Regions from separate parts of the Homo sapiens genome. Here regions 1 and 3 are each linked to region 2. Evidence: chromatin loops called from intact Hi-C (ENCODE). Cell type or tissue: B cell. All regions are shown on one strand.

The links. Hi-C counts contacts between places; a loop is a spot of excess contacts. Peaks named below come from ENCODE experiments on the same cell type or tissue, not always from the same donor. Only the 100,000 strongest peaks of a DNase experiment are listed, where the experiment ranks them.
Region 1: it touches region 2 in a loop (3-fold over the local background); 11 of 110 quality-filtered maps call a loop at or near these places.
Region 3: a loop joins it to region 2, with 16 times the contacts of the local background. A loop is called at or near these places in 100 of 110 quality-filtered maps.

What each region holds. Positions count from the first base shown.
Region 1 is chr2:135,996,167-135,998,666 of GRCh38, forward strand. The region is part of intron 1 of DARS1-AS1 (DARS1 antisense RNA 1); the gene reads left to right. Among named protein-coding and RNA genes, the nearest start is that of DARS1, 12 kb to the left of the region's middle. In B cell, a CTCF peak has its summit at 1,299; a DNase peak (open chromatin) is centred at 1,365; H3K4me3 peaks cover 1,262 bases; H3K27ac peaks cover 2,325 bases.
Region 2 is chr2:135,915,143-135,917,642 of GRCh38, forward strand. DARS1 (aspartyl-tRNA synthetase 1) reads right to left here. Exons shown (of 16, transcript NM_001349.4): 11 at 1,084-1,230. Among named protein-coding and RNA genes, the nearest start is that of MCM6, 40 kb to the left of the region's middle. In B cell, CTCF peaks have their summits at 1,281 (motif pointing right) and 1,484; a DNase peak (open chromatin) is centred at 1,259; H3K27ac peaks cover 693 bases.
Region 3 is chr2:136,383,915-136,386,414 of GRCh38, forward strand. No RefSeq gene overlaps it. Among named protein-coding and RNA genes, the nearest start is that of CXCR4, 270 kb to the left of the region's middle. In B cell, CTCF peaks have their summits at 955 and 1,157; a DNase peak (open chromatin) is centred at 927; H3K27ac peaks cover 305 bases.

The DNA.
Region 1 (2,500 bases), 81 kb after region 2:
TTCAGCTTCTGTCTTCATGTCTTAGAGTGTTCTTTCTTGGAACCATCTGCCAAGCTGTGAGGAAGCTCCAGAGCCATATGACAAGACCTGATGGAGGATAACTGAGGACTTTGGCCAACAACCCCAGCTGAGCTCCAGTTGGAATGTGAATGAGGCCATTTTGAGTGTTCCAGCCTATTGGAGCCCTAGCCAACACTCTACAAACTAGAACTGCCTGATTGACCCGCAGAATCATAAGAAATGTAAACTGCTGTTTTAAGCCAGTACATTGGGAGGTGGTTTGTTATGCAGCAATACCTGACTGAAACACTGGGGCTCCTTTGCTCAGCTTGGTTTTGAGGCCTTGCACCACGTTCACCTGCTCACCTCATCACCCTCAAACCTCTGCAGGGAAATACAACTTACTTTCTGGGTTTTCACAGTCATTTTAGCTCATGGACAAAGTGGTTCACTCATCAGTGACTATGAAAGTGGCCAAATGATGATCACAATACTAATTAAGACTTTTTGAATGCTTATGATGTGCCAGGCACTGTTTTAAGTGTAATATATTTATTCATACATTTAATTTTTAGAACAACTTTTTGGCTGAGAAAGACAGGATTCACTTCCAGTGCTTTCCAAAGCAGCATTCTCTTTGTCTTAAGTCAGGGAAGGCCTTCAAATTACTTTCATTAGAAGAAGATTTAAAGGAATGTTTCTGTTTAGGGTTTTTCAGTCTAAACAATTTTTAGAACAATTTTTTGAGCTAGGCACTATTATTATTTCCATTTTATGATAAAACAACTAAGGCACAGAGAGGCAAAATAACTTGTAAAACAGTAAGTGGGTCAAATCACCATCAGAACCCAAGCATCGGCCCCCAGAGCCACATGCTTAGCTACTGTGATGTCCTGCCTCCCATAAATAATATCTCAAGCTTATTTTTATTTTTTTAAAAAACGTTTTTGAGTCAGGATCTTGCTTTGTCACACAAGCTGGAGTGCAGTGGTATGATCATGGATCTCTGTAAACTTGAACTCCTGGGCTCAAAAGATCCTCCTCCCTTGGCCTCCCAAAGTGCTGGGATTATACAGGTGAGCCACCATGCCTGGCCCTACTTGAGTTAAGAAAATCCTCTAAGGCTTTGATTGCCTCGTTCATTTATTCTAGGTTCCAGGCTGTGTCCCATGCTGGCAGTTACATTTAGAAAACTCTAATGTTAGAGAAGTCTGAATTAACTATTCCTACATTCACAGTTCAGGGTAGGATAGAGTGTTTGCTTGGTTTTCCCAGGTTTCTCATCCCTGTGTGGCCACCGCAGAGGGCAGCAGAGTGACAGGCTGAGGGTGCAGAGGGGGCAGAGAAGCAGAACTGATGGAGGGCCCAGGCAGGGCAGGGGTGGGCGGAGCTATTTGCACATCTCAGGAGTGAGAGCTAGGCGGGAGCTCAGCCCTAACTCTCACCAACCACCCACTGATGGAGAGGGCAGCTTCTTCCAATAGCAAGGGCTGTGGCTGCCAAAACTGTGCCATTTGACTTGAAGCGGAGGAAAGTCTCCTTGCTTGCTATGCAATTGCAATTGCAGCCTTAAGGCAAGCTCCCCACGGCCTTCAGATCCCTCCCAGGCAGACATCCTGGAGCTGTCACTGCAAAGCTTGTGATTTTGCTTCAAGCAGCCCTTGAAGTTCTCCTGCTTCCTATTTGCCTGATAACTGCCCCAAGGACTCTGAAGGAACATTTTAAAAGCTAATTATAAAATTTAGTAGGCCTGCATTCTTACATTGTATTAAGAGTGAGGCCTTTGGAGACAGCCCTGGGTCAGAGTTCCATCTCTGCTGCTTAATTGCTGTGTGGCTTTGGGAAAGCTGTTTTCTTCTCAGATTCTCAATGTTCTTGGCTGTAGAATGGGTTAGTGATATTTACCCTGTGTGCTTGTTGTGAGCAATAAGTAATCCTATAGTCAAAGCCCTTGGCCTCATATATACCAGGCAACCATCAGGGTAGCTATTAATTACAAACATAGAATATATTGTGGATCTATGAGACCATTAACATACCATGCAGTCTTAGCATGTAAGCAGCAAAGGGTAAAGCTGGTGTTTCATGCTCTGCTGTACAATGTTTGCAGAGGAAAAAAGACAATCACCCTGATCTATTTTAGAAAAATGCTATATTTTAATCGCTTCTCTTTTTACTTTCTTATTTTAGTTTTGTCCTTTAAATGCTTTGGAGCATTTAATAGCTCTTCTGCTTTCAACTTCTATAAATTCACAACTTCTATAAATTTAAAAAGTGTCTAAATCTTGATTAAATGCTCTTAATCTGAGGCTTATGGGTTTCCAGGGGTCTGTGAACTTTTTGAAATTGCATGCAACATTGTTTGTGTCTACACATATGTGCATTTTTGAGGGGAAATGATTCATAATTGTCAACAGACTCTCAAAGGATTCTGTAGTTGGACAAAAGATATAGAAGAGTCCTTGGACAAAAGACTGAAAAACCCTAAACAGAAACATTC
Region 2 (2,500 bases):
GAATTGTTTTTTGAGAAACCCTAAAAAGTGACAATAATCATTTCCTTTCCCTCCTAAATACACATGTATTGTGATGGTTTAAAGGAATCATTCAAGGAAGTCTTGAATAAAATATAAGTAGATAGAAATTACCTTTACATGTTTTGTTTATTTATTTTTTACAGACAGGCTTTCACTCTGTCACCCAGGCTGGAGTACAGTGGCATGATCATGGGTTACTACAGCCTTGATACTCCTGGGCACAAGTGATCCAATTGCCTCAGCCTCTGGAGTAGTTGGGACTACAGGTGTGTGCCACCATGTTCAGCTAAATTTTAAATTTTTTTGTACAGACAGCATCTCTCTGTGTTGTCCAGGCTGGTCCCGAAATCCTGGCTCATATGATCCTCCTACCTTGGCTTCTCAAAGTACTGGGATTACAGGCATGAGCCACCATGCCCAGCCTCAATCTTTATTAAACTACATAATTTGTTTCAAAATTATAAGTCGTATGATCTAAATTTAGATAATACTATACTAAATACTATATATAATATAGTATGTATGACACTATATAAACAATATTGACTTTTATAACTTTTGGATGTTAACAGTTTATACCCCGATCCTGTGTGGGGATGGATTTAGACTGCTGTCTACCTTCTCTAATACCACTAATCTGGAAAGAGAAGTAACATATTAGAAGATAAAATCACAGGCAAAACTCTCTATACTCTTTAAAGAGTTACAAACATGAGGGGAAAATAATGGAAAATGGTGTTTATAAACAAAATTATGAAAACTTAGGCAAACTATAGTAAACACTTTTATTTCAGATCACACATTATATAAAAGAGCATCATACTGTATACCAAAGTTAATAAAATGTAAGTGTATCAGGTGAAAAAAATCATTTATTAATATTTTCATTTTTTCTTATCTTAAACCAAATTACCAAGGTTTTAAAAATCACAAAGACAACTTGGAGGACGGGTCAATAGGTGCAGCAAACCACCATGGCACATGTATACCTATGTAACAAACCTGCACGTTCTGCACATGGATCCTGGAACTTAAAGTAAAAAAAAAGCCACAAAGACAAACCTCAGATCGTCTTCATCTCCCATTTCGACTCCAGCTTCCCTAAGCATAGCCAATGCTTCACAATATTCTAGTCTTAGAGTTGGCTCCAAAAATTTGAATGGCTCACATGGGAACTGTTTATTCACTGTTTGAATTTCAGTCTGAAACCTATTTGCAGAATGATTTAGTTAATAAAATGTATGAGATAAATGTTTCCCCCACAAGAGGTCACTGTGGCAATATACAAAAATCAATCTTTGAATCAGTATATACACCAGGAAAAGCATTATCAAATTATTAAAGAATGAAATTTAAATACTTAAAATATTTAACACCATTTTTCAATCTCGTTTTTGTAACCACAGTAACATCAAAGGATTAAAAATTTTCTTTATAATTCATATCAGTTAATATGGTTAGAAATATAAAATGCCCATTTTATGAAGCATTACAAAAATCTGACTTTTTAATCCTTTAACAATTCTTGTTATCACTGAGGAAGACCAAATTAATGAGTATTTGTCTTATCTTCCCCCATCAGTATTACACTGTATGTTCAGGGGAGTGCCAGTTTCTTTCCCATTTTGATAATCTCTATAGTACAATGCCTACCCTATATATATAGAAGGTACAGGACAATGTTTACTGCACTGAGCTGAATTTCTGCTATGGAAGATGATATTTTATTGAGATTTAAAAGGTCTATTTTTGACCGGGTGCAGTGGCTCACACCTGTAATCCCAGCACTTTGGGAGGAGGATCACTTGAGGTCGGGAGTTTAAGACCAGTCTGGCCAACATGGTGAAACCCCATCTCTACTAAAACTACAAAAATTATTTGGGTGTGGTCGGGAGGCTGAGGCAGGAGAATTGTTTGGGCCTGAGAGGTGAAGGCTGCAGCGAGCCAAGATCGGCCATTGCCCTCCAGCCTGGGCGACAGAGCAAGACTCGTCTCAAAAAAAAGAAAAAGAAAAAGAAAAAAATGTCTATTTTTGCTGGAGTATTTATGTATTAAATGATGGCTGGGATTTGCTTCAAAATAATAGTGAATGAGGGAAATGGGTAAACACAATTGGCCACAGGTTGACAAGGACTGAAACTGGTTGATGAGTTCATGGGGGCTCATTAGACTATTGCACATCCTTTTGTATGTGTTTGAAATTTTTCCATAATTAACAGACTTGAAAAAAGTATGTTTATATTCTATATACAGAAAAAAGTATGTTTGTATTTTATATATAGAATTCTTTACCTAGAATTTACATTCTATTTTTATTTTTTTTAATTTCTGAGACAGGGTCCCACTCTGTTGCTCAGGCTGGAGCGCAGTGGTGCAATCTTGGCTCACCACAACCTCGGCCTTCTGGGCTTAATCGATCCTCCCACCTGAAGCCTCCTGAGTAGCTGGGACTACAGGTATGTGCCACTATGACCGGCTA
Region 3 (2,500 bases), 470 kb after region 2:
AAAAATGTCTATAATAAAGGAATATGCAACATATGGGAACACAGAACAGAGTAACTATTGCCTGGGGTAAGTGGAAAAGCTCATTAACACCTTCTCTACTTACCTTGAGTTTGCATTATGAGATTCTAATGAGATCATGCAGTGAAAGTGTGATGAAAAATGGAAAGGATTGTGCATGAAAACTACTAACCAAATGGATGGCAGTGTGATATGGGAGACTTTGGAGAGAGGTGAAAGAAGAAAGTGGTGGCTGCGACAAGAGGTTTGGACAGCATCTGTTCTGATGAACCAGTAAGTCTTACACACAGATAAAATTCAGAGGCATGGCTATAGACCATCTGAGCTACAGCCACCCCAGCTTTAAATTAAGATTTTGGCCACAGGAATGACCCAACCTCTTCATTCCATTAACATAGGTGAAAGCTCTGTGACCTGGAGTATTTGTCACCATTATCCTCCCATTGGAAGAAGATGATTGGGAAGACTGGAATTAGATGAGCGGAGGGAATGCTGGTGGGAGTGGGCCTTTGGAATGGGAAGCCCATAGCTATGACCATCTTGTCAGAACTAGGAGCCCTGATGGGCTAGTGAGAGAGTCACTTCTCTCTCCTTGTCCCTGCATCTGTAATCATGGAGATCTGAATGATGTGTTGTTTTGAAATAAGTGGTTTGCAAACATGAGCAGCTGTCATAATAATGAAAGCACAACATTCAGAAAATTACTCTTTGGTTAGGATTGACAATAGTTTGGGTCAAAGGACATTGCCCAAAGCAAAATAATTATGTATGGTGCAAGTCTGACATCATGCTAGGAGGCATTCTTTAAAAACCAAAAACAAAAAACCCATTTGTGTACCGTCCTTGACTCTTGGTTCTGCCCAAGCTCTAGAGCGACATCCAACCTAGCCCTGAGAATAGGAGAGAAAAGTGACAACAGGGCACTCTCTGCTGGTGAGGCAGACCCACTACAGCTCATTGCCAGAGTCTCTGCCTCTGAGCCAAACCTATAAATCTCAGGAACATCTACAAGAACTGTTTTCATGTCCCAAGATGTAGAGGGATATCTTCTGCTTGCTGAGAAAACATTCTGAGGATCTTGCTGGGCTCTGTAGCAATAAAACAGGCAAGTACCATGTAGTCTTTCATAAATGGCTCATTATTGGAGTGAAAATGAAGCAAGAATAGCCCCAGTGTAAATCACTGTGACAAACGAGTAACTAAACTAGCATGAGGGCTCTCTGTCTTATACAACTGTCTCTCTTCCTCCTTTGCTTCCTCCACTTAGCTAACATTAACCAGCAAGGGGTATTCTTTCTTTGAAGTTGAATCTGTGGTATACTGTGGAAACAGCAGCAATTGTGGTACCCCCAAACCATTAGTGGGGTCTCCTCTTTGTGGTTCTGTGAGCCTTCAGGAAGTATAAATGGAAAGAGGAAGACTAGAAAGGAGATAATTCAAATAACCTGTTGTCTTCTCACCCCAGGAGGGATGCCTTTGCTACTGACCAATACACAGATGTTGCAGTGGCTGTTAGCACAAGTCTCTGTGTGAAAAAGGGTTGTGATCTCTGAGCCCATGACTGGAGCTGTCCTCTGCTCAATTTTATGGCAGTACTGCATGATACCTTAACTGTAGTAAAAATGAAGGGAGGTCTGTACAAACAACAACACCTCAATGCTGTCTGTCTGGATTTATTTATCTTTGACAAAAGCTGACTTGAGATACTCAAAGCCAGCTGGAGATGGCTCCACTGGAAATTCAGCAGGACGGACTTTCCTAGCCTTTGCCTGGACATCCTTGCTTACCTATAGGATCCTTTTGGCCTGATCATTTGTCTATGCCATGATGCAAAATACCAGGTTAGAAAATGGAGTCTCTGGCACCCCCCATTTTGCAAATAACAGGAGCAGGCCTGTGATTACTGCAGCAGAAGTTTAAAGCAATGAATACTGGATGGATCATAGGTTGAGCCTGTGGTGGGAGGGTTTTGCTGCATGCATGTGCTTTAGCTACTATATTCTTTTTCACCTAGTGATTCCCTCAAAATCATTCTTTGGTTATGGCAAAGAATGTATAGTGGCCAATAGTGCATTACCCTCACATAAGGTCTGCTACCACCACCCCTATATCCTTTGTGCAACTTTGAGTGAGCTGGGGAGAAGGACAGGGAAGAAGGAATAGAAGTATTTTTTATGGTGGAGTCTCTCTGCAGCAAAAACATGCTCAGGCAGTTCCTGGGCCCCAAAGGATGCAGAATCTGGCACCACCTTACTTGAAGCAGAGCGTACAGTGTATTTTTCTTCATAGATAGCCTGTAAAGCTCTGCCAATAGGCCTATTTTTCTCAGGGCTAGTGACTCATTTGGGGCAGTGAAGCAGGAGTGAATCTCATGGACAGATGGTGACCTCGTGTTTGGAGGACACCCTAGAGGGAATCAATCAGACCAACATTTTTCACTTTTTTTTTTTTTGCAACTAATCCAATCCACGTATTTTGAACA